Regions from separate parts of the Homo sapiens genome. Here region 2 is linked to region 1. A link is a contact called in ENCODE Hi-C or POLR2A ChIA-PET data. All regions are on one chromosome and are shown on one strand. The core of a region is the stretch at or near the end of the contact, and the rest is flanking DNA. Distances in the headings are between cores, read along the strand shown.

Evidence for each region. A loop is a pair of places that touch in the nucleus more often than their neighbours do. ChIA-PET counts read pairs that join two places held with the same protein, here RNA polymerase II (POLR2A). Pooled maps may share reads with other maps.
Region 2: a pooled map shows a loop between it and region 1 (7-fold over the local background). The contact joins the promoter of GPC2 here to the promoter of ZKSCAN5 in region 1. A Hi-C loop is called at or near these places in 1 of 37 single-sample maps with no recorded cell type and 4 of 50 pooled maps. POLR2A ChIA-PET finds 5 or more read pairs at or near these places in 2 of 52 experiments (CD4-positive, alpha-beta T cell and HEK293).

The regions. Positions count from the first base shown.
Region 1 is chr7:99,502,074-99,506,003 of GRCh38, forward strand. It overlaps ZKSCAN5 (zinc finger with KRAB and SCAN domains 5), which reads left to right and starts at 2,589. Exons shown (of 7, transcript NM_145102.4): 1 at 2,589-2,660. RefSeq lists enhancers at 2,176-2,225, 2,616-2,795, 3,176-3,255.
Region 2 is chr7:100,175,921-100,180,330 of GRCh38, forward strand. GPC2 (glypican 2) reads right to left here and starts at 1,461. Exons shown (of 10, transcript NM_152742.3): 1 at 1,114-1,461; 2 at 287-445. The coding sequence starts at 1,279. It overlaps STAG3 (STAG3 cohesin complex component), which reads left to right and starts at 1,998. Exons shown (of 34, transcript NM_001282717.2): 1 at 1,998-2,085. RefSeq lists silencers at 1,423-1,542, 1,723-1,772.

The DNA.
Region 1 (3,930 bases), core at 1,339-3,838:
ATTTCCTGACCTCGGCTCACTGCAACCTCTGCCTCCTGGGTTCAAGCAATCCCCCTCCCCACCCCACGCCCAAACAAACCGAACACTATTTATCAATCCAGGTGTGTTTAATAACTAGACATAAAAATATCTCTTATGGAGCCAGGTGCGGTGGCTCACGCCTGTAATCCCAGCACTTTGGGAGGCCGAGGCGAGGGGATCACCTGAGGTCGGGAGTTCAAGACCAGCCTGACCAACATGGAGAAACTTCGTCTCTACTAAAAAATACAAAATTAGCCGGGCATGGTGGCGCATGCCTGTAATCGCAGCTACTCGGGAGGCTGAGGCAGGAGAATCACTTGAACCCAGGAGGCAGAGGTTCACTAAGCCAAGATCGTGCCATTCACTCCAGCCTAGGCAACCAGCAAAACCATCTCAAAAAAAAAAAAAAAAAAAAAAAAAAAGGAAACTAGTCATCTTGGCTATCTCTAGAGAGAAAAATGAATGTAGAATGAGAATGAGAGGAAGACCTTAAGTGCCTTATTGAATTTTGACTCATGCAAATGTGTTATCTATTTAAGAAATAAATTATTGAAATGCAAAAGGTGTTTATAAATAATTCAAACCGGTTGCGGTGGCTCACGCCTGTAATCCCAGCACTTTGGGAGGCCGAAGCAGGCAGATCACGAGGTCAGGAGATGGAGACCATCCTGGGTAACACGGTGAAACCCCATCTCTACTAAAAATACAAAAAGTTATCCAGGTGTGGTGGCACACACCTGTAATCCCAGCTACTCAGGAGGCTGAGGCAGGAGAATCGCTTGAACCCGGGAGGCGGAGGTTGCAGTGAGCCGAGATCATGCCACGGCACTCCAGCCTGGGCGACAGAGTGAGATTCCGTCTCAAAAAAATAAATAGATAAACAAACAAATAAATAAATCATTTAAATGGAGGTAAATATATTAGAAAAGAATGGGTATCCACCAAACATTTTTTTTTTTGAGACGGGGTGTCTCTGTCACTGAGGTGCTGAAGTGCAATGGCACAATCATAACTCACTGCAGCCTCAACCTCTTGAATTCAAGTGATCCTCCAGTCTCAGCCTGCTGAGTAGCTGAGACTATAGGCATGTGCCACCATGCCTAGCTAATTTTATTTTATTTTTTGTAGAGACGGGGTAAAAAGGCCAGGCTGGTCTTCAACTCCTGGATTCTAGTGATCCTCTCACCTCGGCCTCCCAAAATGTTGGGATTACAGGCGTGAGCCACCATGCCCATCTGGAACAACTTTCATAGACATTAAACAACTTTATACGAGCAACAAAATTAAGCCATAGGTGCAAAATTCTATACCAACTCACTAACACACAAAATACGGGCATTGCAAACATTCACCGGGGGTTTGGTCCTAGATAGGAAGCTACTTAAAATGCAAGATTTTGGGCTCCCTGAAAAGAGACCTTTAACTTCTAAATATCTTCTCATCTTTTTGCAGATGCTGCAATTTCACAGCAGTTCCTTCCTTCGCGCCTGTAAAACAGTGGCAACAGTAACTCTTCTCCTGCCTGCCCATCAACTTTGTAAACTGCGCGGGGCGTAGGGGGAGGGGAGGGCTGGGGCCTGGAAACTATAAAGCACCATATGAAAAGGAGAGCACTGGGAGGTCGATGCGGGCGCATCACCTGAGGTCAGGAGTTCGAGACCAGCCTGGCCAACATGGGGAAACCCCGTCTCTACTAAAAATACAAAATAAGCCGGGCGTGGTGAGTGTGCCTGTAATCCCAGCTACTCGAAAGGCTGAGGCAGGAGAATTGCCCGAACCTGGGAGCAGAGGTTACAGTGAGCCGAGATCGTGCCATTGCACTCCAGCCTGGGGGACAACGAGACTCCGTCTCAAAAAACAAAACAAAACAAAACAAAAACGGGAGATTATTACTAAGAGATGGGGTCTCACTATGTTGCCCAGGCTGGAGTGCAATGGTGCGATCCCGGCTCACTGCATCCTCAGCCTCCCGGGTCCAAGTGATTCTCCTGCCTCAGCCTCCCAAGTGGCTGAGATTACAGGCTCGCGCCACCACGCCCAGCTAAGTTTTTGTATTTTTAGTAGAGACGGGGTTTCACCATGTTGGCCAGGCTGGTCTCGAACTCCTGGCCTCAGGTGATCCACCCACCTCGGCCTCCCAAAGTGCTGGCATTACAGGTGTGAGTCACCGAGCCCGGCCAAGGGAGGGTATTTCTAATAGACAGGGGTCTCGCTATGTTGCCCGAGCTGGTCTCGAACTCTTGGGCTCAAGCGATCCTGCTTCTTCAGCCTGTCCACTAGCTAGGCTTACAAGCGTGGGACCCCGCGCCTGGCTGAAGAGAGGTATCATTAAGGACGAGACCCCCTTGGCCAGGGAAGCCCTGCGTAAGCAACGCCCCTCTCTTCAAAGGGATGCCCCGCTCCCTCCGCCCACTCCCAGCCTTCCAGCCTTGGCTCCCGAGGACACGACTCCGGGCCCTGCCACCTTCTGATAGGCTCGCGAGACCGAGGCTGCAAAGAGAGCCGCCCCCCATTGGCCAACCGGCGAGTCCCGCGCGCCACCTCCTGGGAGATGTAGTTCCGGGAACAGCTGGCCCCTGCGACTCGCGGGTGTGACGTTGAAGATGTCGGCCTTCTGAGCCGACTGCGGTGGTCAAGAGGTGGGTTTGTTTGGAAAGTGGGTGGTGAGAGTAGCGAGGATGCGGGTGAAGAAAACCTAAGGGCCCCAAATTCAACATAAGCGAGGTTTGCGGGCTGTCAGCAAGGTACAGACCTACTTCAAATCGGGGCGCAGAGCGTTGGGGGTGGGGGAAGGCGCAAGCTCCCCGGCCAATCAGACACGAGCAACCTCAGCCCAACTCTGGAGGCCCCGCCCCCTTCCCCGCCCCACGGAAAGGGGAGGAGCTTGGGCTGTTTGAATGGCTTTGGGATGGAGCAGGGGAGAGAGTGGCTCCGTTTGCCTCCCCGCTTTGGTGATGCTGTGCGAGCGGCTTCGGGGGCCCTGGAGACGTCCGAGTCACTGAGGGTGGGCTGGGACTCGGGGCCCGCGTCCCATCTCCCCGCCGATTGGTCCGCCCCCCGTGCGAGGTGAGGTCCTCCGGGATTCCTAGAGAGGACGCGGAAGTGCTTTCGGGGGGGGGTGGGATCTAACGGTTTAACCCCGTTGGACAGGGCAAGATTGGACTTGGTTACTTCCGGCGAGGAAGTGTTGGGGAGTGTCGGCTTCGGTTTCTCTCCGTGGGAAGAACCGCATCTTCCCAGCCTCGGCTGCGGGGAGCTTGATGTTCCAGGAGAGCTCCCCTAGAGTGGGGCCTTGAGGGGAGGGGGCAGGGGCTTCGTGACTGGACGGGGGTCCTGTCCCTAACCTTGACCGGGCCACAGTCTCTGTATCTCGGGGTCAGGGGCCATTCTGAGGAATCCAGGTCCAGATCTGTACCTTATAAACGCTGCTTCTCTTTGGGACCGATGGAGTCTCCCCTTGGCCTGTCAAGCTCTTGTAGCTTAGAGAACAGGCTCAGTTTTGACCATTATAATGATTTTCACCCTTATTCCGACTTAAGTTCGTCTTATGGTAGAGAGAAAGAGCGGCTGCGTCTGGACTAGTTAGTCTCGTCCCGTTATTTATATGGAATGTAAAGTTCTTCACTCTAAAACTGTGTTTTAGGTTGGGCCTGATGTCAGATTTGTATGGCTCTCTTTTACACTTTTAAAATGTTGGGGTTATTCCTTATTATCATTTTGTGGGTGAAGTGATGGCTACCTTGTAGTACCTATTTTTAAGTAAATTACTTTGTTGAGTGGTCGTCTTTAGTATAGATGACCTCTTTGCCATCTGTCTTTGCTAATAATGATGCCCAATACATCAGTAGGTTGCATGCTACTGAAAGTGTCCTTCAGAAGATATTAAAGAGCAGAAAAACAATTGTTTCA
Region 2 (4,410 bases), core at 211-2,710, 670 kb after region 1:
AAGGCAGGTCAGGCCAAAGAATGGGGAGAAAAGTGAACAGGCAGAGGCAGGAGGAGATGGGAGAGAAGAGAAAAGACAAGTGAATCAGAAACTGAGTAACTCTCAGAGATGGGGCAGACAGGGAATGGGGGAGGGCAGGGCCCTGGAGACAGAGTCTGGGGGGTGGGCGGGCTGGGAGGGGATGGAGTCTTCACAGATGGAGTAAGGAGTGGGGACAGGAGCCTTGCTGGGGTCCTAAGCACCGAGAGGAGCTGTGAAGCTGAGTTTGGGGACCCCAGGTCCTCACCATCAAATTTTCTGTGCCTGGCAGCCAGTGTGTGAACCAGAAAGGAGCCGCTGTCCTCCACCAGGCCTCGGAAGGTGGCCTCAGTCTCCCTGATCAGCCTCTGCTCTGTCTCACTGGAACAGCAGGTGTACTCCTGGGGACAGACCCGGAGGTGCTCACCTGGACAGAGGAGACGTGAAGGAATGGTGGGAAGTGATATCCTAAAATCCCTTCCATTTCCCGCCTATCTCTGGGGACTATGCCTTCTCTTCTACCTGCCTGGTCTCTTTTCTATTGTCTGCACCCTCTTCCCTACCTGAACCTATCCCCTACCTTATTGTCTCCTGACCCATCCCAAGTTCACTCCCATTAGCCACGGGATCATCTATTTAACAGCTGCCCTGAGGGCCAAGTCAGTGGTCAGAGTGTCCTCAGGTGACCCTCCCCAATGTCCACACCCCAGACCTCGAGGGACTTGGAGAACAGCTTCTAGGGGATGAAGAATGGGGCTTGGAAGGGTGGGGTTACTTGGTGAGCAATAAAGTATTCTCATAGAAGGGGCTAATAGAAACAGCGAGGAGAACATGGCTGTGAAGAAAGAAACACATAGGGGGTGTTAATTAGGAGGAGGGGATTCCTGGGGTGGGGATGGAGTAAGAGCGCTATTCTTTGCATAGGAGGGTTATTGTGATCCCGGTAAGGAAGTTACAGGAGGAGAACAGACATTACTGTGGGATGAAAAGATTAGTATAACGGTCACTCTGAAAAGGAAGAGAGTTATTGTGAGATGAGGAGGCCCCGCCCCCGCCCCCCACCCCCAATTCTCTAGTCTTCCTCTTTCTCCTCACCTGAGATCAGGGCGGGAGGGATTAGGTTTAAGCTATATCCCCGGGCCCCCAGCACCTGCCGGGTCTCTGCACAACTCCGGGTGACCTTTGCCTCGCTCCCGGGTCCGGGACCAGGACCGGGACACAGAGGCAGCAGCAGAAGCAGGAGAGGTCGCAGCGCGGACATAACTGCAGCCACCCCAGGACGGCAAAGTGGGTCCTAAGGAGGAAAGCAGAGCCTCCCAAACTCGGGAATCCGGTACTCGGCCGCGGGACCGCTCCGCGGGCCAGAGAAAGAGCGCTGCTCCGGAAAACTGAATACCGAGCACGATAGCTGGACCAGGCGGCATCTGCCGAGACAATGGGAGCGGGGAGCCGGACAGGGGGCGGGGCCCGAGGCGGGGCCCCGCCAATAATGGCTCGGAGCCGGCTTCAGGGGCGGGGGCAAGGAAGAAATTAAGCCAATGTAGCGCGGAAGCTCGGCAGGGGGGCGGGACCCGGCTGGCACTCAGGAGGTTGGTGAAATAGGGGCGTGGTCTCCCTCGGGGGCGTGGCGATCCGGCTCAAAAGGCGGGGCCTGGGTGGAACCTAGCCTATGGCAATTGAGAAGCCAGATTAAAGGGGTTACTAGCAGTCTGGTCCAAAACCCGCCCAATGGAGTAGGAGATTGAGGGTAGCGGGGGTGGGACCTGGGTGGGGGCGGGGCTAAAGCGGGCCGCCCGCGTGCCCAAGCCCACGTGAGAGGGCAGGACGCCTGAGAGCTTGAGGCCACACGAGGCTGTGGAGCGGCGTGACTCAAACGTGGCGCGCATCAGCTCGCACACTTCCAAACCTCGCGATAGCTACTGGCCCTGGGCGAGCCGTTGGGATTGCGCTTGCGCACAGCGTGTCTTGTACGTTCCCGCGCTTTTCTGGAATCTTTCGCCCCCGGAAGGGCAGCGGCGGGCGCCTGTGTGGAAGGTGGGGTGGCCAGAGACACCCGAGGGACCTGAGGTGGGGACCTTCCCTGAACCCTGCTCGGCCAGAAGTCACTCTTCCAGGCTCTGACAGGTTTCTCCTTGACCCAAGAATAGGCCCTCTCGCGACCCTCCCGGCCCTGACACTAGGAGCCTTCCCGGGCCGTGCCCCAATGGCCTCCGCCACAGAGCTGGAGAATCCTCTCCCCAGGCCTCCATAGACTGAGAGTCCATTCTCTTAAGCGCTTGGAAGGCTCTTTATCCTGGAGCCGCTTACCCCAGGGGCAGTCGTAGATATTTTTACCTTCTGGAAAAATAGGAAACGCGCACCTGCCTTTCCTCCTTTTGCGTTTCCAGCCCTATTCTCATGGCGCCTCCACCCCCAAATCCTTAAGAGCCTCCTGTTCCATTCCAGGTGGAATCAGGTGCTAGTCCTCTGGAAACGAAAGCCTGGGGTCTTCTTGTATTTTTTTTCTTATTTCTTTCTTTATTTTTTTTATTTCATTTTAAAAAACCTGTAAGTTCCCTTGCAGAGGGCGGTTTATACTTCCGAAGCCTCCAGAGAGGGGTGCGTCTGAAGCTGCCCTGCTGTCTGCCTTGCTTGGCTTTTTTTTTTTTTTCCATTTAATTTTTTTTTTTTAGAGACAGGGCGTTGCTATGTGGCCCAGGCTGATCTTGAATTCCTGGACCCAAGCGATGCTCCCGCTTCGCCCTCCCAAAGTACTGGGATTATAGGCGGGAGCACTGTGCACCACGCCTCGGCTTTTGGAGAGCAATTCCAAACCCACTGCCCAGTTTCTGGTGTCTGTAATCCCTTGGTGCTTTAGGTCCACTCTTTGCCTTATTTTATTTATTTGTCATTACTTTTTTTTTTTTTTGAGACAGAGTCTCGCTCTGTTTCCCAGGCTGGAGTGCAGTGGTGCAGTCATAGCTCGCTGCAGCCTCGACCTCCTGGGCTCAGGCGATCGTCCCGCTTCATTCTGCCGAGTAGCTGGGACTACAGGTGCACCACCACACCTGGCTAGTTTTTTTGGTTTTGGTTTGGTTTTTTCGTAGAGACAGGATCTTGCTATATTGCCCAGACTGATTTTGAACTCGTAGGGTTAGGCAGTCCTCCTGCTTCAGCTGCTCAAAGTGCTGGGATTCCAGGTTTGAGCCACCCTGGGCACCTTGCCTTTTTTTTTTTTTTTTTAATTATGAGTTAAATTCCCTTGCAGCAGGCAGTTTACACTTCTGAAGCCTCTAGAGAGGGCTGTGTCTGAAGCTGCCCTGGTGTGTACCTTGCTTGGGTTTTGTTTTTTTTTTTTTGGGTGTGTCTCATGTTGCCAAGGCTGGTCTCAAACTGCTGGGCTCAAGCAGTCCTCCTGTCTCAGCCTCCTGAGTAGCTGGGACCACAGGTGTGCGCAACAACACCTAGCTAGTTTTTGCTTATTTTTTGTAGAGATGGGGTCTTGCTATGTTGCCCAGATTGGTCTTGAACTACTGGGCTCAAGCAGTCCTCCCGCCTCAGCCGCCTAAAGTTCTGGGATTACAAGTATGATCTACCACACCCAGTGTGCAATTTTTTTTTTTAAAGAAAATACCTATGAGTTAAATTTCCTTGCAGTAGGCAGTTTGCACTTCCACAGCCTCTAGAGAGAGATGTGTCTGAAGCTACCCTGGTGTGTGACTTCCTCAGCTTTTGGAGAGCAACTCCAAACCTGCTGGCCAGTTTCTGGGGTGTTGTTGTGCTTAATCCCTTGATGCCTTAGGTCAGCTCTTTGTCTTATTTATTTATTTATTTTGAGATGGAGTTTCACTCTTGTTGCCCAGGCTGGAGTGCAGTGGCACGATCTCAGCTCACCACAACCTCCGCCTTCTAGGTTCAAGCGATTCTCCTGCCTCAGCCTCCCAAGTAGCTGGAATTACAGGCATATGCCACCACACCCGGATAATTTTGTATTTTTAGTAGAAATGGGGTTTCTCCATGTTGGTCAGGCTGGTCTCGAACCCCTGACCTCAGGTGATCTGCCTGCCTCGACCTCCCAAAGTGCTGGGATTACAGGCATGAGTCACTGTGCCCAGCCATTTGTCTTATTTATCATTACTATTTTTTTGAGGGGGGACAGGGTCTTCTTCTGTCACCCAAGCTGGATGGAGTACAGTGGTGCGATCGTAGCTCACTGCAGCCTTGAACTCCTGGACTCAAGCAATCCTCCCACCTCAGCCTCCTGAATAGCTGAATACAGGCATGCTCTACCACACCTGACTAATGATTATTATTATTTTTTTTTTAGAAATGGGGTCTTGCTGTATTGCCCAGGCTGGTCTTGAACTCCTGGGCTCAAGCCATCCTCCTGCCTTGGCCTCCCAAAGTGCTGGG